Regions from separate parts of the Homo sapiens genome. Here region 1 is linked to region 2. A link is a loop called in an ENCODE intact Hi-C map of the cell type or tissue named here. Cell type or tissue: Calu3. All regions are shown on one strand. Each heading gives the region's core, and the rest is flanking DNA. Links, peaks and the distances in the headings are about the cores only. Region 1 has its middle 38 kb from the start of LINC02500. Region 2 overlaps LINC00290 (long intergenic non-protein coding RNA 290).

What was found. Hi-C counts contacts between places; a loop is a spot of excess contacts. Peaks named below come from ENCODE experiments on the same cell type or tissue, not always from the same donor. Only the 100,000 strongest peaks of a DNase experiment are listed, where the experiment ranks them.
Region 1: it touches region 2 in a loop (2.2-fold over the local background); 6 of 110 quality-filtered maps call a loop at or near these places.

The regions. Positions count from the first base shown.
Region 1 is chr4:181,295,483-181,311,391 of GRCh38, reverse strand. No RefSeq gene overlaps it. Among named protein-coding and RNA genes, the nearest start is that of LINC02500, 38 kb to the right of the region's middle. RefSeq lists an enhancer at 2,003-2,520. In Calu3, for the core only: a CTCF peak has its summit at 9,446 (motif pointing left); a DNase peak (open chromatin) is centred at 9,461.
Region 2 is chr4:181,137,199-181,153,107 of GRCh38, reverse strand. The region is part of intron 2 of LINC00290 (long intergenic non-protein coding RNA 290); the gene reads left to right. Among named protein-coding and RNA genes, the nearest start is that of LINC00290, 14 kb to the left of the region's middle. RefSeq lists an enhancer at 5,108-6,307. In Calu3, for the core only: CTCF peaks have their summits at 9,453 and 9,680 (motif pointing left); a DNase peak (open chromatin) is centred at 9,657.

The DNA of each region.
Region 1 (15,909 bases), core at 4,889-12,888, 160 kb before region 2:
TTATTTTAAAATACCAAATTAATAAATAAATCCATGTTTTAACAAGCAATTTATAAAATTCTTCAAATAAATGAAAAGTATCATTCACATTATGTAAAAAAAAACACATTGAAAATGCATAGAAAGTGCCAGTTAACTTAAGTTGTGCCATTCTGCTGCTTTTTCTCTCAATCACATAAATAGGTAGCATCTTAAATGAAAGACACATGAGCTGCTGGTGTGTTTAAATAATACCAACCTATTTGTCATAATAAATAAAGAAAGGCAAAGTACTTCAAACCAGGCCTACTTGCTTTATACTGCATGGATAACTTAGGCACTGGAGGGATCATTTGCAAATGTTTAGTCTATCAGAAGCATCGTTAGGTTACCCTCCTCAGCAGCATGCAGAGTAAACTAACCAATGTATACCCAGACTGCAGGTGTTGATTAGACATTTGTGCCCAAAATGAGAATCACCAAACACTGCTACTGCTAAATTGGCTCTATTTTACTCTAGATATAGAGTTAACGAATTCTGTGGGGACCAAGAGATTCGTAAATTTCAAATTTAAGTAAAAAAATACCAGTAGGAAAAAGTCAAAAAAATTAACTAAAAAAAAAAACAACCAAACACCTGAAAATTCAAGGACCAGATATTCACTTTTAGACCAGCTATCACAAGTTTTATACCAATAGATTAATATATTAAATTAAAAATTAGATTAAAACTCAACATTCTTATTAATTATTATCTAAATTAGTATGCCATGGAAACATTTTTCTCTTCTTAGCTTCCATAATGAGATTTGCATCTATTCTTATAGAATCATGAAACAATACATTTCCATCATGAAATATTTGTGAAATATTTTCCCCAAGTTACCTTGTTTTTCAGTAACAGTACTCATTGTCCAAAGATCTTAGCTTTCCAGTTTTGATAAGGAAACACATTAGTATTTTAATTACAGTGAAAGAAGAGATACAACAGCTGATACATTCATAAGGCTGCCTGTGACCAATAATATGCACCATGGAAGAGAGGCTGGTATTGTGGTTGAGCCCATACATGCAAATATTTACAATGAGAAAAGGTTGCTGTGAGGTAGGTGGATCCTTTCTCCTTTTCTTATCCTTTCTCTGAATGTTCTAGATTTGCCCCAGGCTGAAAAGTTTGGGAGACATTACTGTAGATTATTTACCAAAAACACAGGATAATTGGGAACTAACCAATGAGGAAATCCTTATGTATTGCTCCCTGGCATGCCTCTAGCTCCCACCCAAGGAAGAGCATCTTTGCCAAGGCCAAACATACATACTCACAACTACTAATTACTGAGTGCTTTTCACAGGTAGGAAATTCTCCCAATTCAATCTAATGTAAACTAAAAAGAGCATTTGCTTTTCCTTTTTTAATATACTTTTCGAAATATGTCACTCCTCTTCTTTCTAAACCACAGTGTTACTGAATTGTCTCCACCTAGATTGATTCCACTCCACATGGCTATAGTGTCTCTTCAAGTCTAAGCTAAAGAACAATATTGGCTGGGTATGGTGTCTCACACCTATAATCCCATCATTTTGGGAGGCCAAGACAGGAGGATTGCTTGAAGCCAGGAGTTTAAGACCTCAAGCATTCCTCCTGTCTTGGACCTGTGCAATATAGCAAAGATCTTTGATCTCTGCTCAGTTTAGGACCTGTGCAACATAGCAAGATGCTTTCTCTACAAAAATAAAAATAAAAAATAAAAAATTAGCTGGTGGTAGTGCATGTCTGTTGTCCCAGCTACTCAGGAGGCTGAGGTGGGAGAATTGCTGGAGCCCAGGAGTTTGAGGCTGCAGTAAGCTATGATTATGTCACTGCACTCTACCCTAAGTGGCAGAATGAAACCCCATCCCACCATCTCACACACACACACACACACACACACACACAAAAAAAAAAAAAAAAAAAAAAAAAAAAAAGGAGGAGGAGGAGGAAGAAAAGAAAGAAGGAAAAAAAGAAAATAAAAATCTTCATAACTTGGGGACCAAATAAGATTTTGTGGAGGATTCCTATTCCTTAATCCTTTGGGGAGAACCTTATATCCAAAAGAATTGGCACCTTGCTTCCCAGAATTGCTAGAGAAATACTGCCTGTTTTCTTATCTTCAATGTAAATGATCTGTTTTTGCTTTTATAAGCTCCCTCTTCATCCTTTTGACTGGAATGAAGAGCAGCGACAGGTTTAAGTTCGGCAAGCCACAAAAACAATACAGGCAGAGTGACTGAATGTGTTTAAACAAAAGAAAGCAAAGCCCACTAAGTGGACATAACAAAGACAGAGCTAGAGGTGGAGAGGCCAGACAGAACTAGGAAGCAGAGGCCAAAAATGCTGGTATTGACTGTTTCTGGATCCAAGAAAAGGCGAGTGGTTTTTGTTTCATTCTCAGTGTTTTGTGTGTTTCTTCTACAGGCAGGTGAGAGTAGTGTGAATGGGGGTTGCGGCACACACTGGAGTAGAGCAGAGGAGATGGAGTAGATACCATGAAGAACATATTTTAGAGAAATGATTTCTAGATGAAAAAATATATGCCCAGGCATAAAGCCAAAAAATCAAATAAGAACCAAGGTTAGGAGGCCATCTAGTTTTGGTATTCCTGTTCTTTCCATTTTATTTGTTTTGGAAATGTGCTCAAGAGTAAGAAGTGCTTTTACACAGAGTCCTGAGACACAGGTCCACTTTCAGTGCAGTCTGTGTGGCCGCCTGCCTGCGAGTTATAATATACACATACTAACCTCATGGGCATAGAGAGAAATCAGTTGCCTGCTTTTGTACAGCACTTTGGCACTTGCAGAAAGGTGTAGGTAAACAAATATTATCATTATAATTACGTGCTATAAGTGCCAAGGCAGTCTCCCAGAGTAAAAAAAGAAGGGTTTTGGCCTCAGATAAAATTGGGTTTAAATCCAGATTTTTCTACTAATGTCTGAGTTTCTTCAAGAAAATTTTTCATTCTGTTTATAAACCTGTTTCTTTTCAACTCTAAAATGAGAATAGGAATAGGATGAAATAAGAGATACGTATGTAAAGTGCCTGCCTTGCAGGTGCTCAGAATGGGCAGATTTTCTGTTATTATTGTCATTAGTCATTCTGGATAGGAAAGATCAGTGAATAATTAAGATATTTTTTCTTTATCAAAATGGTATTTTTATAGAATAATTGATGGATAGCAGACGTTGTGTACAGTACAAAATAGTTCATTCTGAAGTTACAGTGGCAATGCATCTGTCTGGAGACATAATTTTTCCTACTTTTGTCTGTTTGACATTTTACCATTCTTCAGGGAGGAAACACTTCGCCAGGGATTCCATTGTTCCTGGGAATGCAGTTTCCAGTGGTATTTTTTAGCAACTCAAAGATCAGGCATGTGTACAAAACCCACCATCAATAACAGAGCTGGTACTACACAGGAAGTCCTTAAAAATAAGATTTACAGTCTTCAACTCTTGGAGTGGTTCTAATCATGTAGCTCATTTTATACTTCATGATTCAATTCATCTTAATAAGCATAAAAAAGTAAAACCATAAAATAAAATTAGTTATTTTCCAGTCCTGATTAAACACTCCTAGCCTTCTTCTTCTTCGTCTTTTTTTTTTTTTTTTTTTTTTGAGGCAGAGTCTCACTCTGTCTCCAGGCTGGAGTGCAGTGGCGCAATCTCGGCTCACAGCAACCTCTGCTTCCTGGGTTCAAGAGACTGCCCTGCCTCAGCCTCCCAAGTAGCTGGGACTACAGGCACGCACCGCCTTCCCTGGCTAAGTTTTTTGTATTTTAGTAGAAATGGGGTTCCATGTTGATCAGGATCGTCTCCATCTCCTGACCTCGTGATCCACCTGCTTCGGCCTCCCAAAGTGCTGGGATTGCAGGCATGAGCCACTGCGCCTGGAAAACACCTCTAGCCTTCTTAAGGGGCATGCCAAAATCTGTGGGTAAGGAGTATCGTAGTTTAGCTATGTGTACCCAGAAGCTTTCAGGTAGCTCCTAGGATATTGCTACTGCAAGCTCATGATGGTGTGAGCCTTCAGTGGTATGTGTTCATTTACAACTTTGCCCCATGCTAGGAGGCTGTGGACATGTGAAAATGATCACATAGGAGTTTGTATGTTCCCTTGCTTTGTTATATTGAACACTTCCTGCACAGTTCTCATCTATAAAGTAGGAATAATAATAACTACTTTATAGAAGAATTAAGGGATATGACATACGTAATGTTCTTGGCATATGTCTAGCACATATTGGGTGTTTCACAGATATTGATCTCCTTTCTCCCAGTTTCTCAATCTCTCCAATATCCCACAATCTTGTTATTAGAGTTTAGACAATTTCAAGGGATCTCATTGTAGGTAACATGTTTCTCATCAATGACATATATTAATTTTTATAGATTTCAAATATCTTTCAAAACTCTTAAGATTTCATCTATCTTGCCTATCTTCTGTACCATTTTATTTAATTAATATTGATAATGGATAATGTCCTTGCCTGCTAATTCCAGTTTCTGAATAATCTGTGGGTGTGCTTTTATTTGTCTTGATTATTAGTCCAGATGATGCTATCCCGCCATTCCCCCAGAGGGTTATACTTTTCTCTGTTAGAGATGCAGAACTTAGACACCTCAATCCCAAGGATGGATCCTGGCTTGGGCTTTTATTGATTTAGTTTAACTCAATCCATGTCTGCTTCATTCCCATTCCTCAGACGTGGCCTCCCAGACCTTTGATTGAGAGGCAAGTAGATTCTCGTCCACTGAACTCTGAAAGACTACAGGAGATTAAGTCATGCCTTCAGAATTTTGAATTTAGCTCTTTTGGCTAATACCTCACACAGCTTCAAATTTCTGGAGTCTTAACAGGGAACCTGGGGCATGTTTGTGTCAGGTCACCTCAATAGGATGTTGTTTTCTAATTACTGCTGGAGTTCCTCATCCTCTCCTTCCAATCCAGAACACAGCAAATGCTTCCTGGGAGAAACTGGCTTTTTGTTTGCAAGTCCTTTAGATTATTCTCCATCACAACAACCCACTGGACCACCAAAGGTTCCAGTGTTTTGTCTATGTTTGCCTAGACCAGACCCCATCTTTGACCCATACCTTGAATCTGCAAATGCCCTCAGGAAAGAAAATAACTATCAACTCGCAGGTCACATAGTAAAGGCTCTTTCCTTTTGGAGTGTCATTTCCTCTAGTCTTTGTTGCTTCTATAGCTTTTCATTGTCTTTAAAAATTTGCTTTTACTGTGAAGTATCCATTTTCTCTAGTTGTTGACATGGCTTGATATATTATACCCGGGAAAGGGAATCTCGAAGTCTGAGTCTGTGCTGCGGAAATGGTTCGCTTGTCTAGCAGCTCTTCATAAGGACTGTCTCTAAAATCTCTTTTGTTCTTCCTGCAGAAAAGAAAAGGGGGTCTAAAAGAGCAGATCCAGAACTGAGCTGCTTGGAAGGAGTTACAAACTGAATGTAGGATTCGTTTCAGAGGACTATGCTTATCAGGATGAGTATCTTAAGAACGACAAGGAGGAAGTTTAAAAGGCTAGACCTTTAGGCCACAGTTATACTTCAGCACAGCCAATTCAGTAGGTATTCAAATCAACAGGTGCTCATTGGGTGGTGATAATCTGCAATTACTCAACCAACAGCCTTACATTTAAACATATTCCAAGTTTAAATTTTACTAGCCATGGACATCATAGCTAAGACTGAGTTTTACAGTAAGTCTAGAAGTAGATTGATTTCAAAATAGAGGTGCACACAATAAGAGCTGGATGTGAGAGCTGGTCCTTTCAAAACATCATTGCTGCTGGTTGTTAACTATGCATTATAGCTTTTTTTTCCAAACACAAAATAGAAACAATAATGGTACCTGCCTCTTAGGATAATTTTGGTAACTAAATTACTTTATATATAAATGCTTAGAAGAATCCCTACCAAATAGCAAATTGCTATGTGTGCTTACTGTCATTATCATCACCAATATTAGCATCATCAAAAATTAATGTGATATAGTCACCAGATTTTGTTTCACCAGCCTCAACAGACTTGCGTTATGATGTATGGTAGGCTGTTTTCTGTCACTGTAAGAGAATATCTGCAATTGAGTAATTTATAAAAGAAAGAGATTTATTTAGCTGACTAATTTGCTCCTGTGATAACGAAACCCTTCCCTTGAGAACTAACCTAGTTTCACCAGAAAGTCATTGATGCATCTTAATGACCTAATCACCTCTCAAAAGTACCACCTCTGAATACTGCTCAATTGGAGACCAAGCCTCAACAAAAGTTTTGGTGGGGATAACCCATATTCAAACCATAGCACCCATGTTTGTCTGTTTGTTATATTGGTAAATCCTTTAATTACATTCTTTTATATTCTAATCAGAAAAATGCATATAATCATTTATTCTTATTTCTACAACAAATATTCATTGTTCATTTCTACAATAGAAAATCAGTATATTAATCAAAATACTGTTCAATAGGTTTGTCTTTCAAGGTCTGGTGATTTCCCTTTACTTACTCCAATGAAATGATCATTTACAGTGGCGAGGATGCTGAAACTATTGGCAGAATGGATCATATATGTCAAACATGACAAAGGAAACATACACATTTTTTTTAGTATGGAAAAACATCATCAACTGAAGAGCTTGTCCTACTGCTCATCAAAACAAGAGATACTGAAATGGGAATAGTTGTAGTAGTCTCAGTGGCAGTATTTAAAAATTATACTTGGATTGCCAATTATTTTTATATATTTTAAGAAATAATTCATACAAGTAAATTTAATTTTCCCGATTTTATCTCTTCAGTTTCAAAGGCATATGCTAAGGACATGCTTTACTGAGCTGTTGAATGAGGAATCATATCATTTGTTGTCCTTGAATTCTCTAAATTCTTGTAGAAAGAAAATACAGAGTAGCGAAAGCATATTTCTGATTGTGCCAATGGCTTATTCCAGTAATGTAACTGGAAACTCAAAGGCAGGAAACATCATTTGTTGTTTGCTAAGGCAACAAATGGTGCTTCCCAAAGCAAGCAAGGCAACAAATGATGTTTCCCATAACAAGCCTGTGCATTTATTTGCAAATGGACTATTATGGATAGAACATGTCCTCATCTTTGGCTCAGCATGTTCACAGAATATCAAAGAATCAGGCAAATGAGCTGGTACATATATTTTCTGGGTCATAGATATGGACCTACATAGCTGACTAAAAATTGTATATACTGCGCAGACAACCATTCTCATTGAGGTGAAGCATTCATGTTCAATTTTTCCGAGGTCGACTCACTTCAAGCATAATACTGAGAACTAAATCCATCTCTTTACATACCTCGTTATCTATATTAATATGGATTTACTTTGCAGGAATAATATCGGTCTGCTTAAGGAACTTTCTACAAATCAATTCAGCTCTGATGCCCATAGAACTAAGATGAGAACATAGAAAAGTAGAGGGACTTCATGCTTAGTTTAAAAGTCTGAAAATATAACGGAAAATAATAATTTCAATCTAAATAAAAATAAAAGTTCACCTTCACTTTTATAACTACTTAAAAATAAGCTAAAGAAATGAATTTTAACCCTAATCCACATGAATTAAAAGTACATATGATTAAATGACTTCAAGTCAGAAACCTGTGTCAAAATATGAGTCACACCTAGAATCACAATTCCCATTTCCATTGTTCTCATTAAAATTCACTTTACTAAAGAAAATTAAAGGTGTGTATTATTTCTTTCCTTCCCATTAAGGGTAATAGTATCTATCAAATGATTTAATATGTTTCAAAAATTTAAATTTTTTAAAATAGACTATTTTATGTGGAAGAACTTTAAAGTTGTAAGTCAAAAGAAAAACATCTCAACAAAGGTCTGAAATACAAATGTGTGATATTTTAAAGGTAGCTAAGGATTTAAGTTAGGGAAAGAAGAACTTACGTGAAGAGACCTATGAGGAATCTGCGTACTGAAAGACCCACATACTCAAGTGTCCTTTCCCCTACAAAAAAGTCATGTTCTCTGCTGGGCATCTCAGGGTAGCAAGATGTTAAGCTCATCGGTTAACAGCAGAGAGTCAAATGGGAAACATCTCCAGTATGTCAGGAGACAAGTGTTATTATGTAAGTTTTTACACTTTTCTAAAAAAGGTGGTGAGAAACAAGTATACCATTGAAATTTCAAGACAAAAAAGGCCAAGTTACGGAATAAGAGATGCATAATTCCCAGCTGGGATAAACCTTTAAAATAATTCAAAATTATTTGTTTTGTACACATACCATATTCACACACTGGAATAAATAAGCATTTTTGATAATATCCTTTGTCACTCATGGACTGTTTCTGCTTCCCTTGTGACTTTACTCTTTCAGAGTAAAAAGTCATTCATGGCTAAATGTGTTCCTACAGTTAACTCTAGTGAGATAATATGGATAAATGATATCCACAGTTACCATCAAAGCTTTATGTTAAATAATATATCAATTTTTTAATTGCCCCGAAAGAGAAAACTGACAGATTCTTCTTGTTTTCTGTAACCCTTCATTTTACATTTCCAGGGCTGAAGAACTAGCAGACAAGAAAGAGACAGAAAGAAGAGGGAGACAGAGACAGAGAGAGATAGAGAGAGACAGAAACAGAGAAAGAGATTTCTTGACTGTTTAGAGTCCTCTTAAACCACAATATTTATAACATGCCTAAATCTAGTACTTATGGAAAAGATACTATACACTTAGAAAACACATTTTTGAGCCTCAGTAAGCCATACCAATAATTAGATATGATTTTGAAAATTAATGAGTCAGAATCACATCCTTGGTAATTAGGTCACCTCGGATGAAAATCTGACTTCATTCTTGTTCACTGTAACAGTAACCTTTCGCTCCCCCTCCATCCCAGAAGGCAACAAAATGATTCAACCTTACTAAAATCTCACCTCCTGTAATCCATTATATCTTAACTTACACATTAAGATTTTAAAACCTCCATCTGGTGGACATAACTTGACCTCTTTTGATTTATAGGCAACCTGTTTTCCCAGGTAAGCAAATTCATTTTTCCTCTGACCACCTGGCTGAGGCAGTAACAGCTGAGGCAAGCCTGCTCTCTAGTGAGCTATAACTGCTCTGCCAACATGCCATTAAGAGGGAGGAATCCAGGATGATTTAATGTCTATGAAATTAGAGCTTAAGCTACTTTGGAAACCAGAGGCTTACTAAACGACTCCTGATCCCTAATCAATGGTATGATCTGAAACAATAGCTCCATCAGCAGTGGAGAATTCTTTCTTCTTGCCTGAGTTACAGGGATTCATAGTGCTCATGATTATTAAGTGAGACGTAAAAGGAAAATTTCAATTACAGCAAAGGTTAAGATAGATGATATTCTGGGCCAGGGTTTCTCAAAGTGTGGCCTGCTAGCCATTTCCATCAGCGCCACCTGGCGTTGGGGTGAAGAGGGTGTCCCTTGAGTAAATCAACTTCCTGGGACCACTCCCTCTTCTTCCCTTCACTGGCGATTCTGAAAGTGATCTTATAGATATCTCTGTATATTCGGCCTTCCCCTTAAGATGAAAATGTACCACTTATATAAGGCTGTGCGAGGGGAACAACAGGGGACATTTAGGAAATTGCCATTTCTTTCTGTTTTCATTTCTGTGCAGTTTTAAAAGAAATGTGAGGACATTCAATTTCACAAGATGGATGAATAATGACAATATCCAACTTTACATGAACCCCGTGTTCCTGGAAAACAGTGATGGTTATGATATCTCCCCGTCCTTCCTTCCCTTCCCAAAATACCTCCACGCCTTTGTGTTCCCAGAAATGGCTGTCAGGGCATGCTCTGGTCTAGCATATTCCCAGCTCTGCCCTTCCTCAGTGGCTTCCATGAGAGGCATCTCCATTCTTCTCCATGACTCCATTACGACTCTGGATGATCCTCTTGTCTATCTGCCTCTATAAAACTGCAGCCCTCTGCCTTTTCAGCCCCTTCCTCTACCCCCCCTTTTTTTTTTTTTTTTTTGAGATTCTCTGAATTAATAAATGTTCTTATTGCGGCAGGCTAATAAAATCCTGTCTTGTGCATTTTAGCTTTTACAAAAGCAAGCCTAATAGTTTTTCTTACAAATACCTATTTATAAGAGAACACATGGCTGATGGTAAACACGAGTCACAGATTCAGCAAAAACAAGAGCCAAGCAGTACACCCTATTTGTGACTATGTTACTTTCTTGTGATTGTAACTGTGGCATGTGTAGTCAGACTTGCATTTTTTTCAAAAACCATTTTTGGCAACAGTATAAAAGATGTTTTGAAGCGATGAGACAATATCTGAGAGACCAAGGCAGAAGCAATTGAATTTCCAAACTAAGACAATGATGGTACCACTAAAGCGAAAAGAAGGCTTTTAGAGAGAGTTAAGTGTTAGAAACTCCAGGATTTTATCAACCATTGAATGTGGGAATGAAGAAAAGGTAAGGTCAAGGATGACAAAGGGATCATGTCTTTAGAGGCACTGAGCTGAACAATGCAGGGAGTGTCAACTTTAGTGGAATTAATTTATTTTTGAGTGTATTTATACCCAACTTAAAAAATTAAGCAATTTAATGTGACATATAAATACAGAATATAATCACAAAATGTGCAAAGTAAGACAAGTAAGGAAATTAGAATATAAGTACAGGAAAAATAGCAGGAAGCTTGGAGTGAGGTTGATAAACAACATGCGTACTCTAGGTCATATACATTAACCGCACATTTGGTTCTGAGCTTTCTGGCAGCCAGTGCAAAGAAGGGAGAACAAAATCAGCTTCTGAGACCAATTACTTTTCTGCCTAGAAGGAAAATTACTTAGGAAACTAAATATTGAATGACTGAGAGGTTTCTTTTAAACATGTTGAGTTTGAAGCTCTGAAGCAATTTAGACAGAATATTAGTTTAAAAAAATAAAGAATTATTGTTTCAACTTAATAGTTTAACATGCTGACAACTTAAAATTACCATAAGGATTGGATAGATGGAAGCCAAAATTCCTGTGTTATGACAGAGGGAAGAGTCTGGAAAAGGAATATTGTTTAATGCTGTAATTATTTTTAAATTTGACTGTACCAATTTAAAGTTGAAGCAGATTATTTTTGATAGTCTAAAAATCTAAGTTTCTCTGTATGTTTTTTAACCCCAGGAAATTGCCTAATAAATATTTAGAATATAATCTAGTTTAAAAAAAGAGAATTAGACCTACAGGTTTTCTTTATAAATTATTATTTTATGATTCCTATTACTTTCGAGGGTTAGAAAAAATGTAATATGTGAATTTAATCAATTTTTTGGCAAGGAGCATGGGCAGGAGGTCATTTTAGGAGGTATATCAATCATTTTAAAACTCAAAGTTTTATGAACCTCATTGTAGCACATTATACTAAAAGGATTAAATATGTCTGTCATCAGGAGAAGTAGGAAACTTTGCTGTATTGACAAGTTGTAGCCTAATGGAAGACTTAATAGAGTAAAAATAAATTATTTTAAAGTTTTTGTGATAAATTGCTACCTAGATTACACTTCCAAATGTTTTTTTAAAAATTAGAGTGATCTTTCTTTTAATTACTTAAAAACTCTTTGAGGTAAAAGGAGGGAGAGAGCAGGAAAGAAAAGTTAACTGCTGTATATTGGATACATGCTGTGGGCCAGGCAGGGTACAGGTATTACATGCCTTTCAATGAGGGAGCTTACACTGTAAGGTTCTACCATTTTTTTAAAAAGTTTTTTATTTCCATAGGTTATTGGGGAACAGCTGGTATTTGGTTACATGAGTAAGTTCTTTAGTGGTGATTTGTGAGATTTTGGTGCATTCATCACCCGAGCAGTATACATTGCACCATATTTGCAGTCTTTTATCCCTCGGCCCCTTCCCACTCTTTTCCATTAAGTCCTCAAAGTCCACTGTGTCATTCTTATGCCTTTGCATCCCCACAGCTTAGCTCCCACTTATGAGTGAGAACATACGATGTTTGCTTTTCCATTCCCAAGTTACTTCACTTAGAATAATAGTCTCCAATCTCTTTCAGGTCACTGCAAATGCCATTAATTAATTCCTTGTTATGGCTAAGTAGTATTCCATCGTATATATTTATACTACAGTTTTTAGCCACTCATTGATTGATGGGCATTTTGGGTGGTTTCACAATTTTGCAATTGCAAATTGTGCTGCTATAAACATGCATGTGCAAGTATCTTTTTCACATAATGACTTCTTTTCCTCTGGGTAGATACCCAGAAGTCGGATTGCTGGATCAAATGATAGTTTTAGTTTTAGTTTTTTACGGAATATCCACACTGTTTTCCATAGTGGTTGTACTAGTTTACATTCCCACCAGCAGTGTAGAAGTGTTCCCTGTTCACTGCATCCACACCAATGTCTATTATTTTTTGATTTTTTATTATGGCCATTCTTGCAGGAATAAGGTGATATCATCCTTTACGATTAAAACTCTCAGCAAAATCAGCATACAAGGGACATACTTCAATGTAACAAAAGCCATCTATGACAAACCCACAGCCAACATAACACTGAATGGGGAAAAGTTGAAAGCATTCTCTCTGAGACCTGGAACAAGACAAAGATGCCCACTCTCACCACTTCTCTTCAACATAGTACTGGAAGTCCAAGCCAGAGCAATCAGACAAGAGAAAGAAATAAAGTGCATCCAAATCGGTAAAGAGGAATTCAAACTGTTGCTGTTTGCTGATGATATGATTGTATACAGAGAAAACCTTAAAAACTCCTCCAGAAAGCTCCTACAACTGATAAAATAATTCAGCAAAGTTTCTGGATAAAACATTAATGTACACAAATCAGTAGCTCTTCTATATACCAACAGCACCAAGCTGAGAATCAAATCAAGAACTCAACCCCTTTTACAATAGCTACAAATAAATAAATAAATAAATAAATAACTTAGGAATGTACCTAACCAAGGAATTGAAAGACCTCTACAAGGGAAACTACAAAACACTACTGAAAGAAATCATAGACAATACAAACAAATGGAAACACATCCCATGCTCATGGATAGGTAGGATCAATATTGTGAAAATGACCATACTCCCAAAAGCAATCTACAAATTAACGCAGCTACCATCGAAATACCACCATCATTCTTCACAGAAACTATAAAAGATCCTGAAAATAATATGGAACCAAAAAATAGCCTGTGTAGCCAAAGCAAGACTAGGCAAAAAGAACAAATCTGAAGGCATCACATTACCTGATTTCAAACTATACTATAAGGCCATACTCACCAAAACAGCATGGTACTGGTATGAAAATAGGCACATAGGCCAATAGAACAGAATAGAGAACCCACAAATAAAACCAAATACTTACAGCCAACTGATCGGCAAAGCAAACCAGAACATCAAGTGGGGAAAGGACACCCTATTCAACAAATGGTGCTGGGATAATTGGCAAGTCATATGTAGGAGAATGAAATTGGATCCTCATCTCTCACCTTATATAAAAATCAACTCAAGATGGATCAAGAACTTAAATCTAAGACCTGAAACTATAAAAATTCTAGAAGATAACATTGGAAAACCCTTCTAGACATTGGCTTAGGCAAGGATTTCATGGCCAAGAACCCAAAAGCAAATGCAAGAAAAATAAGATAAATAGCTGGGACTTAATTAAACTAAAGAGATTTTGCCTGGCAAAAGGAACAGTCAGCAGAGTAAACAGACAACCCACAGAGTGGGAGAAAATCTTCACAATCTATACATCTGACAAGGACTAATATACAGAATCTACAACAAACTCAAACAAATTAGCAAGAAAAAAACAAACGATCCCACCAAAAAGTGGGCTGAGGACATGAATAGACAATTCTCAAAAGAAGATATACAAATGGCCAACAAACATATGGAAAAATGCTCAACATCACTAATGATCAGGGAAATGCAAATCAAAGGTTCTAGCAATTATAAATGAGAACACCCAAGCTCAAAGACCTTCAGGGCTCTGCTTTAGGATCGATCGTTAGCAACCTTAAGAACGGGGACTGAAATTTAGGTGTGCTAATCTCAAACCAGTGTTCTTGACTCTACAATGTAAGAAAAACATTAAAATGTCCCTTTTTTTGCATTTCTGTCTCAAACTGGCAAGCTTGAGGATTTCATCAGAAAGCAAAATATTACCAATTCAAAAATATACCAATATTATCTTTAAAATATTAAATTTTATATGGCAATATGATAAATGAAAGTAAAAGAAAAGAAATATGTGAAACTCATATATTTATTTAAATATTTTACAATAATTTACTGAATGACAGTCACCTTACTTCAGGCCAAAAAAGCACAGAGATACAAAAGACATGACAATATCCCTGAACTCAATTTTGAGTTTAAAGTCAAAATTGGTCAACGTATGAAAAATCGAGGCAGTGTGTTCTTTTCTATCATGATTATCTAAACCTAACTTCTGCATGTGAAATGGAAATATGATATTTTACAAACTTACGTATTTAACCTTTTCTTTGTAAAAATGCTTTTAACTTGAAAGGTGAGAGAATTGTGTGGAGGTTAAGAGCATGGATTTTGGAGTCAGCCAGGTGTGAATTTACATCTCTGTTCTACCCCTTCCTGGTTGGTTGTTACTGACACTAAGATGGCTCACCTGTAGATGGGGTTATCAGTCTTAAATGAGATGATGGGGAGCAATGATTAGCAAAGAGCCCGCACACAGTGATCATTTTCTAATCTGCAGTGGTGGTAGTGGTGGTGGTTTTAGTACTAGCAGCAGTTTGTAAAGTCCTAATGAAAAAGTTGCAAATATCTCTCATTCGGCACTAGAATAAATCAAGAATCTGGGCTGCAAATTTGGCTTCCGATTTTCTCAGTCTTTCTTCACTCATATCCATTTCTCTCCTATGTCTTTGCCCACCTTTATATTTTTCCCTAGAACATATAAAAATATACAACCTCATGAGATAATATATGCTCAATGTATGATAGTAAATAATAATCAAATATAAATTATGTATTATTGAGGTTCAGAAAATGATACCCTAAAATATGCCATTTGGAATTAAAACTGAGAACACCTGCGGAGCTGCAAATGCAGGGAAGAGCTTTCGCTAAAGTTCTCCTACTTGCCTAAAAGCTAGATCCCCAGGAGATGTTCAATGGTTGTGAATTGCTTCTCAAGATATCTCATCAATGGAAGGAAGTTGATACACAGTGCAGGAAGGCAGACTAGAGTAGTCACCACACCTCAGAGCCAGAGGAACTTGGTCCCAGGATACATTGTCTGTTCTTCTGGCTCATTCACCTCCTCTAAAACTCATGTACTCTTCCTCTACAATTGCCTACACCCTCAACATCCCTATTCTTATGAAGAGAGTATGTAAGCATCAACCATCTGGCCCTTCTTTCAGTCTCATACTTTGTGTGATTCCCATGTGCTTGCATTTTAACAAATTTATATGCCTTTTCTCCTATTCATCTGTCTATTGCCAGTTTGTTTTATAGACTCAAATGTTTGAACCCTCAGGGGGTAGAAGTTCCTTTCACCCCTAATATATACATACATACATATATACACACACACACATACACACACACATATATAGAGAGAGAATTTCTCCTAAATTTCTATTTGTCCTATGTTGCTGTGTATCTCTTAATCTAGTTTGTCTTATCTTTCTTACTCATGTGTAAGTTCTTAGAGAGTAGGCATTGAAATCATCTTACTTTGGTGCAGAACTTGATAGTTCTACTTGCTACCTTATGTACTTGAGCAGGTAATTAATTTTTCTTCCTTGGACTAAAGATACATTCAAGTTTATCTTATTATATGTTTTAAGATCACAGCATATGAAAACAGGGCAGATCATTA
Region 2 (15,909 bases), core at 4,890-12,889:
TTAGTCTTAGCCTACCAAGTTTGAAGTGTCATTAATAAATGGTATATAAACACCATCGAATATTGCATAGCCATGAAAAAGAAGGAAATCATGTCCTTTGCAGCAACATGGATACAGCTGGAAACCATTAGCCTGAACAAACTAATGCAGGAACAGAAAACCAAACAGCACAGGTTCTCACTTACAAGTGGGAGCTAAGCACTGGGTACTCCTACACACAAAAATGGGAACAATAGATCCTGGGGACTGCTTGAGAGGGGAGGAAGGAGAGGGTTGGAAGGCTACCCATTGGGCACTATGCTCACTACCTTAGTGACGAGGTCATTTTGTACACCAAGCCTCAGCGGCATGCAATGCGCCCATGTGATATGGTTTGTCTTTGTCTCCATCCAAATCTCATCTGAAATTGTAATCCTCAAGTGCCAAGGGTGGAACCTGGTGGGAGGTGATTGGATCATAGTGGCAGTTTCCCCCATGCTGTTCTCATGATAGTGAGTTCTCATGAGATGTGATGGTTTCACAAGGGGATCTTCCCCTTTCATGCTCTCCCTCTCTCCTGCAACCTTGTGAAGAAGGTGCTTGCTCCTTCTTCACCTTCCACGTGATTGTAAATTTCCTGAGGCTTCTTCCCCAGCCATGCAAAACTGTGAGTCAAACCTCTTTCCTTTATAAATTACCCAGTCTCAGGTAGTTCTTTACAGCAACGTGAGAACAGACTAATACACCATGTAACAAACCTGCATGTGTATCCATTGAACTTAAATAAAAGTAGAAAAAAAATTAAAAAATAAAGTTTTTCTCTCTTTGCACTTAAAAAAAAAAAAAGAAATCAGTATATGCAAATATTCAAAGGACTTATAGAAAAGGGCCTAAGGAGAAACGTCTAAAGGTGGCCAAATCTTAAAGATTTGAGGATCAAGTAGCTGGAGTATAGAAGGATCTAATTTAGGTCCCGGCTGTAGAGGAGAAGCCTGCCACAGTGTCAGCTTTCCGGAGCTGGAAAGGGGTTTATCCCTGGCAACTAGAAACAGCCTGAGCCTCCAGCGGCACTGGGCCACGCTTCCCTTCCAAGGTTCGCAGTCCCTGCCAGTGTACACAGAGTTGCATGGCTTTACCTTGAGAAGCAGAGCCTTAGTTCCTTTAAGTATGCTGCTATGAAAGCCTAAGCCCATACATATTTTGAGAGAGAATTAGGCCGAAGTGCTTAAAAAGGAAGCTTTCTCATCAGATTTGCAGATCCAGTGGTCTCCTGTCTTACTCATTTTTCAATCTGTTTGAATCCATGCCAGATCTTTCTGCTAACTCTAGCAGGGGACATACCCTTGGGGACATGATGCCTGGAACATAGTAGGTGACCAACAAATATTTGTAGTCTCCTGGTCAGATTGCTCAGAGGAGAAGAATACTGAGATTAGAGAAACTTGCTACTTGATCACCTCCTTTTTGCAGGAGGCTGGAAATAAACAAATAAAAAAGGCAACTAGATAGAGGCAAGTCCGTACTTCTACATGTAATGCTTTCTAGAATACATACATGAAAGACAAACAATAGATCAACAGATTCACAGACTAGAAAGGGAGTTCTTTTTCAGTAAAGTTAACCACACTCACACGCACACACACAGGTACATGCACACGATTTACTTCTCAATTCGATCTCTCCTTTAAATCTAATTCCAATATTGAAACACACACACACACACACACACACACACAGAGGCACACACACACACGTAGATTTATTTCCCAATCTAATCTCGCCTTTAAATCTAATTCCAATATTGAAACACACACACACACTACACACACACATTTATTTCCTAATTTGATCTCACTTTTAGATCTAATTCCAATATTGATCTAGTATCTTGTATATTCTCTCCAATGTAGTTTTTCCCAACCTGTAATTCACATTGAGCCCTCATTAGTCCAATGAGAGGCTGACTCAGAGTTTCCTGCTAGAAACACACCTAAACATTTCTGTTGATTGTGTTGTGCTTATAAAAACAGACATTCCTATTGCTAGTCTCTACTCTTTCATATTTCAGCTTTCCACTCCTACTTCTTATATAAGGACAAAAATCTAACTCAATCTTCAAGTAATTTTACAAACAGGAACTGCTGTATAGCTAAGTATGGGTGTGTTGATGAAACGGAACTAGTGTCTGGCAAGAGCAAGCAAGTGATATTTTGAATGATTGTTAATCATTTCAGGAACCGAATCCCAAATATGCACAAGAAATGCAGCTTAGAGGGGTAAGGTCTAATGGGCAAAAGTGCTTGAGAGGTAAAGTGTGAAAGTTTGGGCTGTCTTGTCAAATATGTGTGGCCTTTATAAATCTTATTGTTGAGCAGTTATAAGATTGGAGCAGGTTACTAACATTTGTTGCACACTTAACTGTGCAGCAAGCATTGTACATATTGACTATACGTGTGTGTGTATATATATGGGATATCATTTATTCTTTTCACTGATCTTATGTTGATGTATTATGATTTTCATTTTTCAAATGAGAAAACTGAGGTTCAAAGACATTAGTAACTTGCTCGAGGGCACAGAATCAACCCATGTAAATGTAGGGGTCCAGTCCTCGTTCAGGGGCACTGGCCACTGCAGGGCATTCTGGGTGATCTATAGCATCACCTGAAAGCAATGCAAGCTTGCTCCAGGAGTTCTGGTCTTCAGGCACTTTGATCCTTGGGATCATGTCACGCTACAGTGATTTCCTGGCAGGGAAGAACAATTAGGTTCCTGTGAAATATCCTGGCATCTGTCCATCCTCCATGAATGCAGCCTGACATAACCCCCCCACAGTCGTCACAGAAGACACACTGGGTTTAAGGCTAATATGTTCTTTTAATAGTTAATTCTGGAAGCCTACCAAGAGCTGCCATCATTTGAATTTGGCATGATTTCATTGATGCTTGTTGCTCATAATTTCATTATTCTCCAGATGTTAATGTATTTTTGTGTGCAGCTAATTTTTCTTTTGCCAATTATCTCTGTCAGAATTGTAAGGCAATTATCTTTCTGGTTATTTATTTGCATGTATATTTTACTAAAAGGTAAGCTCCACGAGGGTAGGGAATGTGTTTTTGTTCAGTGATTACAACTTCATAGCCCCAAAACAGTGCCTGAGGTGGCTGTGTGCCCAATAAATACTTGTCATTTGAATAAATAAGCGAAAAATGTACCCTTAATTTTCCTGTTTTATGGAGGCTATGAAACCAGAATGCTTAAAAAGATTATGAATGGGCTGGGTGTGGCAGCTAATGCCTGTAATCCCAGCAATTTGGGAGGCCAAGGCAGGTGGATCGCTTGAGCTCAGGAGTTCAAGACCAGCCTGGGCAACGAGGTGAAACCCCATCTCTACAAAAAAGTACAAAAATTAGCCGGGCATGGTGGCGGGCACCTGTAGTCCCAGCTACTTGGGAGGCTGAGGTGAGAAGATCCCCTGACCCCAGGAGGCGGAGGCTGCAGTCAGCTGAGATCACACCACTGCACTACAGCCTAGGTGACAGAGAAAGATCCTGTCTTTAAAAAAAAAAAAAAAAAAAAATATATATATATATATATATATATATATGATTAGATGGTTAAAAAAAAAAAGTCAGTGTTCATGCTTCTACCTGTAGATCATCAAGTGCAAATTTTGAATCCAGAGGGATTTAATCCTTGGGTTGTACTTCTCCGCTCTTTCAGGACCATCATGTGTGATCAACTCGAAGAAAGCGAATCACTTAGTTTTTCATTTTAGCAACAATACTAGTACAAAATGACTTATGCTAACATTCTTCCTATATATATTTCAATTAAAAATAGTACGCTGAATAATCCACTTTTTATTATCTACATCACCTCTCCAGTCTGTATGCTTCATTAACTGACAATTTGTTATCTCTGTTTTTAATCACTCTGTAAGAGATGGAATTAATTTTTCCTATGTCTTCTTTCATTTTCTCGGCTAAACACATCCACTTTTAATGATTTCAAAATATGGTCCCTGTTAGTCATTTTTCTGCCTTAAAAGCTGGAATCTTAGGTGGACATTTTGGAGGCCTAGGAGGCATTTTTGTTCTTCTTGTTCAAGCTTTAAACTGTCCTTTTCTTTTCCATATGAGCGACTGTAACCCACATGATATTGGGCATAAAGTGTTTAAGAAGTATTGTCCAGAACTACTCCTGCCTGGGGGACAGTAAATGATATTATACGAAGTGTCATGGTACTGTGCAAATAGGGAATTCATTTTCAATTCAAACTGCAAGCAGGAAGACACTCTTCCCTGCCAAAGGGGGTTTCAAACCCCTCATTAATAGAGTCCACAGCAGACTCGGCCAGCAGGAGAAGAAAAGGCAGCCACCAGCGTGGAGGATGCCGTGCCCAGGCCTGACACCCAGATTAGAGCACTGGACCACAGCACACAGCAGCTGCTGATAAGGTTAACAAGCAAATCTTTAGCGTTCGCAGCCTCTCCTCTAAATAAACCCATATGCAGAGATTTCAGTGTCCTGAATCAAGAAGTGGTCAGTTCAGTGCAGATCTCAGATTGAAACAAGGCTCCAGAGAAGTTCTCCAGTGAATGCTTCCTAAGGAGGGAGGGGGGCTGATAACATAACCCTGGGATGTCCTTTTACTTCTGTGGGTATGGATTCCTCGGATAAATGCTATGGACTCACTTATTATTAACAACAACAACAAAACAAAAACAAAAACAAGAAAAACTTTATTTGGGGAATAAAGTTTATGAGTTAAAAAATCTCTGTAAGCATTCTGTACAAATTCCTAGATGGCATAGTAGTCCTACTTCATTTATTATATCAAGTTTATTTTTCCCAGAATCTTCAAAACTACATGGGCGGAAGTTTTTCTGAGTATCCTCTTCCAGATCAGTACATTCCAAGCTTTAATGTGCCCCCGAATCACCTGGGGGCATTGTGAAAATACGGCTTCTGATTCAGAGGATCTGGGTGGGTCTTAGATTCTGAATTTTTAACCCGCTCCTAGGCGACGCAGAATCTTCTAGTCCATGGACCAACGTTGAGTCGCAAGGCTTTAGGTTACAAAATCTCGTACACAACTACAAAAAGTAGTGATGCTGATCATAACTTCACAGAAACCCTTACTATACCCGGGAACCACTCCTCCCAAGTCAGGTAAGGGCACTCAACATTAGTTGGCATTTTTTTGTGGGGGGTGAGGAGAGCGGGAATTCCCTCTCCCATACTCTGAGGCTAACTAGTAAGGTAATAACACCTTCACAGGGTTTTTGTTCAGACTGACTGGCTGTGTGTTTTTGCCCTTTTAAAATAAATGTTGATATCTTTGGTCTGGAGGAAACAAAGGAAGTCACGTGACTTGGAATTCCTGGTGGTGTCTTGAAGATGGCTGTTCTGTTTCTCAAGCGAGGAGGAGGAGAATAACATATGGATATATTGCGGGCCGCCCGTGCCATCTTCTGAATTGCCAGACCACGTTGTAAGGTGCAGCAGATGGCCGGAGCAGCGGGACGTGCCAAATGCTGCACTCCAGAGCCCTTCCGCAAGGTGCTTGCTCTGGGAGCAGTAGCAGAGCTCAAGAATATGCTTACGGCCCTTCACAAAGACAAATTATCTGGTAGCTCTTCAGATGGTGCTAGCAAAATCATCTCATTGGGTGGATGATTTACCTCCGCTATGCACTGGCAATTCAACACTGTATTAGGAAAGGGAAAAAATAACTTATTAAAGGTTTTCAAAATATAAACTTTTCTTTCGCAGAACTTGGGCAAAAAGTGCTGATCTCTGATGAGTTCATTCCTTGCAACAACAGAGGAAATGAGCTCAATTTCCTGTCGTGGATGAAGCCCTCACCTCCTCTCCTGCCTCCTCTCCCTCTGACGTCCTCTAGGCCCTTCTGCTTTGGACAGCATGGTAGTGCCCTTCCATCTTGACCTGCCTTTCTGGCCACCATGTTTTTCCTCTGAGGTTTTGTGCCTTCCCACAATGCTCTGCCCTACCTGGTTGTTTAAATTTGACTCATTCTTGAAGACACACTCATATTCTAGCTCCGCCTAATGGTCTTTCCAACCTAAAGTAATACTGCCTTCCTCCACACTTGTCAGATCCCATCATTTGACAGGCAAGAGTGTCTCTTTGTGACAGTTCTTAATTTTATTGTCCTTCTGTAACTTCTCAAATGGATATGAGTTCTCTCTTCATTTAGCTGATAAGCTTCTTTAAAGCGACAAATATTCTTAGAATTTTCAAAAGCATGGCAGTCGATAAATACCTTCTTACTTAGGTTTTGAAGTGAAACACAAGGCAGGTATAGACCGTGGCCTTCCTCTCAAGGCCCAGGGCCCCTGAGCCCTGTGTTCAGAACTTCAGTGCTCATGAACACAACACCAAAGACAGGAGCAGGGATGCCAAGACTGAGGCCCCATTTCTCTTTCCTCCCAGCAATGGGTTGAGGACAACCCTTTCTCCTTCTATAGTAGCTGTCCTGCCGGTTTGCTTCTTGGGCTCCATGGATTGGAGTAGGTGGAGTGGGGGTAGCCATGCTTATGCCTGAGGGTAGCTGATGCTGTTATTTCCCGTGTCTTATTCTCCCATCATTACTCAGGAGACTTCTTATCCTAGGAACTCCAGGACCTGAGTCTGGATTTGTGTAGCACACACTGGATTCAAAAATATATTGTTAGTTGTCATAATAATGTTACAGAAAGCCATTATTTTGTTTTGAATCAAATTTGAAATCCTTCCTTGGAAGGAGCCCCCACTCAGTTCAAGCCAATTGGCTTAATATCTCCATCACCTAGTCATTCCACACAAGCCTTTTCCAAACTGTGCCATATTCTTGGAATGCTCTCTCTTTCTGTCTGCCAAGCTATCTCTCTTCTAGCATCCAAATAGCTCATGAAATCCCAGCTCCTGTACACAGTCTTCCAGAACTATTTGGAAAAGGTCTAATAGCTTCCCTCTGCACCATCGGGTGTGAGCATTAGCCACTTAAGGCTCTCTCACTCCTCACTGCTCTGCTAATGCACTTGTTCTTGAAATGGACAGCAAGTTACATTAACCAATGTTTTGCATTGCTCAATTGTCTGCATTTTTTGCCCTTATATAGATTGTCTTTATATTCAGATTTGTTTAGGCTCATGGTCTACTTTTGACAGATTCTACGGAAATAAGACTATAACTAAATCTCTTCTTACAGTGCTGAGTGCTGAGTGTAATATCATGTAGACACAGATACTTAATGCATAAGGAGATTTCTCAGATTTGACTTTTTAATGTACAAAGAATATGGAACATATTTAATATTTCACAAGTCCACCAGGACCTGCCAGAGACCTCTGTTAGCCTTGGGCAAGGATGGCAATTTCCATGGGGGTTCATTTCTCAGTTGGCTGCGCAGTAGCTGCCATTGGTAGTAATTGTAGGCAGTGCAAAGGGGAATTAATAGGATGTCTTCAGCGCTGAGGGACAAGATCAGGAAAGGTCATTCTCTGAGAGGGAAATCTAGTAGGAGCATAGCATGGCTTAGAGTAGTAAGCTACGAGAGCTTCCCTTCCGTTAGAGAAGGCTGAAGAAAGCAGTGCTAGGAACAACTGGGAAACCACCTTCGACTTGGCAAGTGCCTGGCACAGAGTGGGTGCTCACCGTGGATTTGTCAAATGCAAAAAGGAAGCAGCTATTTCAAGAACAGCAATGTAAGCTACAACCTAATTGTTGCATTCCAGCCTATCTGTCTGAGGAAATAACTTGCTAACGGAATTTTCTGGGGGCTGTCTGAAAGGTTCCAGAGGGAGCCAAGGAGGAAGAGAAAGTATTTATGTTTATCCAGCAATGGTCAAAAGAGAAAAATACCATCGGCAGAACCAGCTACATAATTTGCAGCACCCAGTACAATAAGAAAATGTAGGGTCTCTTGTTCAAAAATTATTATGTTCTCACTCATAGGTGGGGATTGAACAATGAGAACACATGGACACAGGAAGGGGGACATCACACATCGGGGCCTGTTGTGGGGTGGCGGGGGGAGGGCTAGCATTAGGAGATATACCTAATGCTAAATGATGAGTTAATGGGTGCAGCACACCAACATGGCACATGTATACATATGTAACCTGCACATTGTGTACATGTACCCTAAAACTTGAAGTATAATAAAAAAATTATTAAGAATTTCAAGACAGTGACAGCACAGCATTAAGCCAAGCACAGGGCCCCAGTAAGCGCAGCAACTGCCCAGGTTTCATGCCCTTACAGATGCTCTGTCCAGTAGATGTGATTATTGTCACTACTTCTCGTCAGCCCATTTAGATCACTGGCCTAATCCAAAAGCTGGACAAAAATATCCTCCTTCCCAATAAATCTTTTCTGAAATAAGATACATATGGGTCACAAACTCTGGTACCTTTTTACCAGAAGGGTGATTGTTGGAAAAGAAGAGCTCAATTTTATTCAATCCTCTTTCAATTTCCACACTAGTCATTTGAGATTTTAATTCGCATGCACATTTGGCCTCCGTCTCCTTGTAGCTGCACATCTTGTGTAAATCCCTTGAACTCTCTGTCCATTCGTTCTTGTCATCGTAAAATGGGGATGCTAAACCTCATCTCTGGGGTTGATTAGTATTAGGTTGGTGCAAAAGTAATTGGGGTAATATTTACTGACATCCTGAGTGTGAATCTTCTGGTGTAAACAATTCACTTCCTGAGAATTCCCCACACTCACAGTTGTGTGCATAAATCCTTCATCTGATACTGGATAAGTCAGCAGGTCTCCAGGTGTGCAATGGTGAGGACAAGGTCCCTAATATCAATCTATGGAAGAGGCAGCTTGGGCAATTATCTGGCCTCCTCACTCTCCCTGTAACAGAATTTACCCATGAAAGTCTGCAGACCTTGTCGCTGGGGAAGAAGGTGGGAGAAAGAAGAAGAACCCAAGACATTTCTGTTGCATCGCTCATTATCTGCAGTTGGATGCTATCAACTGCAGTCTACTAACAGCCTATTTCATTTCAGGGAGGAGACCTGAATGAAAGCATGGTGGGGATTGGGTGAAGGTAGGAATAAAGAGAGATGGAAAACAGATTCCGCACTTTGACAAGTGGGATGCAAAGATGCTGTAGTCTATTTGATCAAAGTGGGGGAAAAACACTTTTGTCAAACTGTCTGCTTTGTTTACGGGCAGTGCCATTCTCGCACATCATTTGCCTCTTTGCATAAATGCTCTGTCTACATTTTTTATTCACCGTTGGATGATCAGTGCAAGGCATGTTTTTCTCTGCAACAGATTTATTTAAATTTACTGAACTCTTAAGCAGTCAGCTTACAGCAACTACTATAATCTCTTCTTCTTTACTCACAACCAAAGACACATATCACACAAAGAATAATAAAAGTAGGAGGAGGATTAGGAGAATTTTGTGTCACAGTGAACAAAGCTCAGCTAGCATTATGCTTTAAAAATAATGGCTTTTCTGTCTCATAGGCAAGGAGAAATAACTTTTCCACCACATAATAAATTTATTAGCCTTTTTGACCTCATCATTCCTACCTTAACTTAGATACAGCATCAAAGACAAGAACATCTGTTCGACAGTAATATTTCCAATTCAGCGTCTTTAACATTCACTGCTTGCTGCTGCTCCAAAGTTACTGCGTGAGCGCCACCTGGTGGCAGTTTTGTAGGTTGCGCAATGTAATATCACATAAAGGTAAAGTATGGGAGTTGGATTTTTCTTTTCACCACGCAAAGAGCTTACTAGTAGGCAAACGTCTTGAAATAATTGCCATAAGTCTGGAGTCTGTAATACACCTTAAAAACAGTAAATAGTACATTCTTCCCTTTTATTGTTACCTAAACCCAGCCGTTTCCCTTTTTTTTCACACCTTGCTATTTCTGACTGAAATCTCGTTTTTCCTTTGCATCTTATTCCAACGTGTTCTCCCATACACTCCTAACACCTTCAAGATGTAACTCTTTATGTAGTTCCTTCAGAAAGCCTTCCTGGTCCTGTGTGTTTCAAGATTCCAAGAGAAACAGACAGCACATTAAAACTGGATTATTGGAGAAGAGTTAATAATTCTAAAAAGCGCTGACGGAAGTATGGGCAGGATAGAAGGAACCCACAAATGATATTGCAGAATTCCAAGAGTAGTAACCAGTGCCCCTACTACCTAGTTCTAAAGGCGCAAAGGGACAGTGGCTCTGGGGAGCGAGTGGTCTGACAGGCAGGTGACCTCTGTGGAGGGTCCAGGTCTTCCTATCTCCTATGGATGCTCCTCATTGGCCAATCCCAACAGCAAACCTGAGATCAAGGGAAGCCAGTCCCCTTTGCCCCTGGAGGCATGGGCCATGGAGAGAAAGGCATTGATAGGAGGTGTAGGGTGGTTAACAGAAGGCATCCACCACTGTCCCCAGCCTGAATCCCTCCCCCATCATCACGGTCACCCATGGATGATAATGCATTTATAGATAGAAGATCAAAAGATTAAATATAGATACAAACCATTATATTGAAAGACTAAATGATGGAACAAATCACAATTTTCCAAGATTTATAACTTGTCTTTCCTCTCAGACTGCTATCTACCCATTCTTAGCTACCTCTAACTTCCTTCATTCAGTGCTGCTATACCTCAGCATTTGCCTTGTTTAAAGGTGTGCTAGGGTATGTTAATAGCAGCTATGCTTCAGGTTCTGCTAGTAGGGACCTATTGTCATTTATCACTTATCATGGACCAGAAACTTGAGGATTCAATGTAATAAATTAATGTTAATGAATGTCTGCCATGTTCATGTCCCATCTTTCATTTTTTGAAGGGCATCTCAGACTTCACCGAGTACATTCTTTCTCTCCCACTCACTCTCCCTTGCATCTCTCTGTCTCTTTTGAAATTGGGGTATCTTTGAAAGGTGCCCTCGCTGTCTAATTAAGTAGGGGATACATAGCAACAACTTTTAAGTTCAAAACAGCAACGAGCAGCCTGGTCTTTGGGGGAGGTTGCATTTGCAGGTTGGTATATCAGTCCCAAAGTGAAGGGAACTTGCAAAATTAATATGCAGCCTTCATAGATATGCTGACATGAATCTGCAGGAATCTGCTGAAGTAGAAGGAAAGGGCTACTTCAAAGCATTTGAGAAAGTCTGTGTTGACTTTCACATATGTCTTGGAGCAGCTCACGATTTTTGACACACAGTGCAGTAACCTGAACAATGAAATCTTATCCTAATTATGGTCTTTCTTTGAAGAGACCACATATCCTATTCATTACACCTAGATCTTTAAGTTTTCCAAAAGGTCTTATGAAATTCCTTTATTCATTTGTTACTTGTTGATTTGGTTTTGTTAAGAAGAAGTGCTTCATGATTACCATCAAAATAACAAATAATATCGATTATGCCACATTCAAATTTTTGGGTGATAATTAAAAATCTCTAGATATGAAAACAAAACTGAACACAGGAAGTGACTCAGAAATTATTAGGCTACAAGTATTTCATAATTTGAGATTTTTAGGTGGGAAGAAATTTTGTAGAATACACATCATTCTACTTTTATAGAATTAGATCATTCATGCCTTGCATTTTATAAATGAAGAAAATGAGATCAGGAGTTCCCTCACACAGTCAAAGACAGGGGCTAAGTAGTTGCAAATTTAAAACCATAACCTACATAGCATGAGTCCTCACCCAGTGCTGAGAATGTTAAAGTAAAATAGGACTTGATTATGTGCAAGGGTGATTCTACTAATACAAAACATGTGTTGGTGTTCTTTTTCTGAAGTAGAAAAAAATAGGAAGATTGAAATCATCTTCTACCTCCTTCTTCTCAACACATTTAATAACAGTGAGAGGGTAAAAAATAAAGAATGGTTTTGTGGTTCAGAGTCAGAGGAGAATAAACTCATATACTCCAAAAATCACTATCTATCAAAGTATTGCTCGTTCCTTGCAGACTGGAAACTGGGTAAAGAGGAAATTGAGGGGCAGGGAGTGAGAGAGATGTTTTGGATGTGAAAGAAGTGTGCATGGATGTGTGGGTGCATGCTGGTGTTTTGGGATCCTTGAGGGTCAGGGACCTCCAACGCGGTTGGCATCATAAGCATTGTGACCTATGGAGCCTTCTCAAAGAGCCCATTACTGAGCTTGGCATGGATGGCAAAGGTGGCGGTGATATTGCCAATAAAACAAGCTGCCTGGGCAAGGATCAAAGGCAAGCATGCACCTAGCTCTGGGCCCTTTACTCTTTTTCTGGACTGCATAAGCCCTGGCGTGCTACCACAGCCCAAGGGTAGGAGAGGGCACTCCAAATTGACTGTTATTGGACTTCTTGTCAACCTTGATGACAGTGACCTCACGCTGGATTTAATCTGACTTAGAAAAATAAGAAAAAAGGTGACTTTTTATGCACCCTGAGCACCATGGAGCAAGTTGCACCTGTTTAAGTGTAAATTTTCCATTGTTACAATATGAAAGTTATTTCGATGGGTGAGGGGTGATGAAAGCTCAGTACTAAACAGATCGTTTCATTCACCAACTTTTATTTTTAGAAAGTGTCTTTTTTATTTTTTTTAAGAATAGCGTTTCTTACGATACCATTTTTCTGGCCTACTTAAAAAGAGAAAAAATGGATTTTTACGATTGTTTTTGTAGTAACATAAGCTCTTCAGGGCAAAGGGTTTGTGCAGTGAATTGCAGCCCAGCATGAAATGTTACAGCTGAATTATGAACCCCTGCCAATAAAAGTTTACAACAGAACAGCCTGGCTGGTCTAGCTTTAGGAACAGAGGTGGAGGAAATGTACATGAGCTCACAGACACTATTATCCTGGAAATATGATATTAATGATTGCACAGTCTGAGAATAAAGAATTAAAATGTGTGAATGAAGTCAATTAGAAATACTTGAGAGATACGTCATTTATTACCCAAGTCGTGTGCACATTATTTACTTTATACAAATGTAAACTCAAAATGATTTGACATCTCTTTCAATTCCATAATTAAATTAGAAGATTTGAGAATTCACAGGTTTTAAAATGAGACTACTATTGACTTTAAATTATCCCTGTTAAGAGGGAAAGTAATAGAATGAATAAATTAAATTTACTCAACATACCGCAATGTTGTATCATTAATTTCCCTCCTAAAGAAAATTATTTGCCTATTGAACACATTTATACCACAATTACCCATACAGTCAATATTTTAAAGAATCAAGGAGGTATTTTTTTTTTTAACACAGAGATATGATTGGCTATGCTTTATTTTGGAATGGGGTGGAGTGGAGCAGGATGGGGGACTCAGGCAATCAAATAGAGCCATTAATACTTGCCAAATGGATTTAAAATAAATAAGGTGCTCTATTTCTTAAGTAATTGAAAATTCCTTGAAAGGTCCTAAATACAAACCTCCATAAATATAGCCGACTTTCTATGGGAATCACATCAACAGAACTGTGCTTCGATCTGCCTGACCTCCCCTGCCCCCAATCTTTTTCTTACCTGATGGTGATGGGCTCAGTGTATGAGGCCCAGGAATACTCTGGTCAGTAGGAAACATTCATATCATTAGTTCTCATTGCCTAACATCCAGGGCTTGTAGGAAAATTATGACCTGACAGGTAGAGTAGGGAGGACTATCGGGGGTCATGAACTCCACTACTGACTCTGCCGTTTGCAACGATGGCACTTATGTAGAAAGTCGCCTAACTGCCATCTGCTTCAGTGTCCTCCCCAGCACAGTAGGAACCACCACTCACCATGACAGGGGAGCTTGGACTCACAGGGTCTCAGCTGGAAGAGGTGTAAGTCATCAAAGGGATGCTGGGAGGATTTGGATGGAATGTTATAGCAAAGCATTTTACAGAAATAAAGTGCAGAGTGGTATATCCACATTGCTTTTCTTTAGGGAAGAGCCACTCTTACTATAAGCTGTAGTAGCCAGAATAACTTATTTCACAGACAAAATGGGAATCATCACCACCATCACTAAATGATATATTTTCCCTATGTTCCATGCAACAATGTCTTGTCTTCTGAAACTGCCGAGGAGTGTACATGTGCATGTTCATTCATTTGTTTAGTTGTCATCCAGTGATTTAGCGCCTACCAAGTTTCAAACACTGCTGGATGCTGGAAATCCTGGTAAATACAACATATCTTTACTCTCAAGGAGCTCACCGTCTTAAGTGAGGGAACACCAAGTAAGCCAACAGACACATCTGGCAAATAATTACAGGGTGATGCAGAAATGCATAGAAAAGAACCTGATTAAAAGAAGAAGGGGGGTGGGGGTTGCAGAGAAGAACAGAAGCCTTCTTAGAGGAGGTGTCAGCTGTTTAATCCTTTTGACATTTCAAGGATGAGAAACCCATTGATAGAGGAAATGGAAGAGTAAAGGAACTGGATACGGCAACTTCTGGCAAAGGAAAGGGCCAAAGGCAGGAGAGAAAGCAGCAATCAGGGAATTTTTGTTGAAGATAGTTGGCATCTGAAAAATGATTAGCTTTGCATTCTACAAAGATAATTCAGAGGTGAATGGATGAAAGGGGAGGAAGAAACAAAGGAAACATATTGTTTACTTGTATGTTTCTGATTTCCCACAATGAGCATCCATTATCTAGACTCTTTAAATTTTAATGTTCAGGACCTGGTTGCAGTGGCCGTGAGAATGCACCTCTTAGATCAACTACAAGAATGTAATTGACAAAGGGCCCCAGCTACTGGGCTCTGAAATTCATCACAGCCTCAGCTCCAAGGCCGGGCTTCCCACTGGTGACTCCCAGCCAATGACTGAGCATGGCAGCATACACAGACAAGTCATTTCCTGGGAGCCTGGCTTCCCCTCTTGGAGCACCGTGACTCGTAACTCCCAGCAGCCTTGCTGCACCTTCTTTTTTTTTTTTTTTTTTTTTTTTTTTTTAAGACTGCGTTTTGCTCTTGTTGCCCAGGCTGGAGTGCAGTGGCACAATCTTAGCTCACCGCAAACTCCGCCTCCCGAGTTCAACAATTCTCCTGCCTCAGCCTCCCGAGTAGCTGGGATTACAGGCATGTGCCACCATACCCGGATAATTTTGTATTTTTAGTAGAGATGGGGTTTCTCCATGTTGGTCAGGCTGGTCTTGAACTCCCGACCTCAGGTGATCCGCCTGCCTCAGCCTTCCAAAGTGTTGGGATTACAGGCGTGAGCCACAGCGTCTGGCTTGCCGCACCTTCTTTAGACTGCAAAATGCCATTTCCTCTCCCTTCTTCACTTTGAGTTAGACCAAAATATCACAGTCTGAAACTCTCCCAACCTCTCTGCTCCCTCCCCATTTTCACTCATAGGTATTCCCCCTAATAAAGTCCCTGCACATAACGTCACATATTGGCATCTGCTTCTCAGAAGACTTGCGCTACTATACTGGCACAGTATGGTTTATCAAATAAATACTCCCTATAAAAATACAAAATTATGGATGACTCGAAATTAAGGTTAAGTCTTATTAATTCTCATTTTTATCCCAGTACCTGGCAAAAGAAGATAGCCCCATGGTTTTGGAAGAATGACAAAAAGAATAAATGAGCCTAGTGTTGATCACGTGACAATGTTTTCCCTTTATAGTTCAAGGTGATATATTAACCATGCTAATTTTTTTATGAATGCAACAAAAAACTTGAGAAGCAATGAGCTTTTTGATCACTGAGAAGCTGTCTTGTCCAATGTGATTGGAAGCAGTAGTGAGGTTAACTTTAGAAAGTCAGTTAAAAAGGAGAAATCATAAAAGTGATTCACATCTTAATATTTTATTACCACTCAAAACATATTCATATGCATCTATTTGTCAATGTTTCATAGAGTCAAGAGCTTTTCTCTGAGTGGAGTTCACTGAATTGGCTTCTAGTGTTCTTCTTTTCCTGCATTAAACACACTCTCA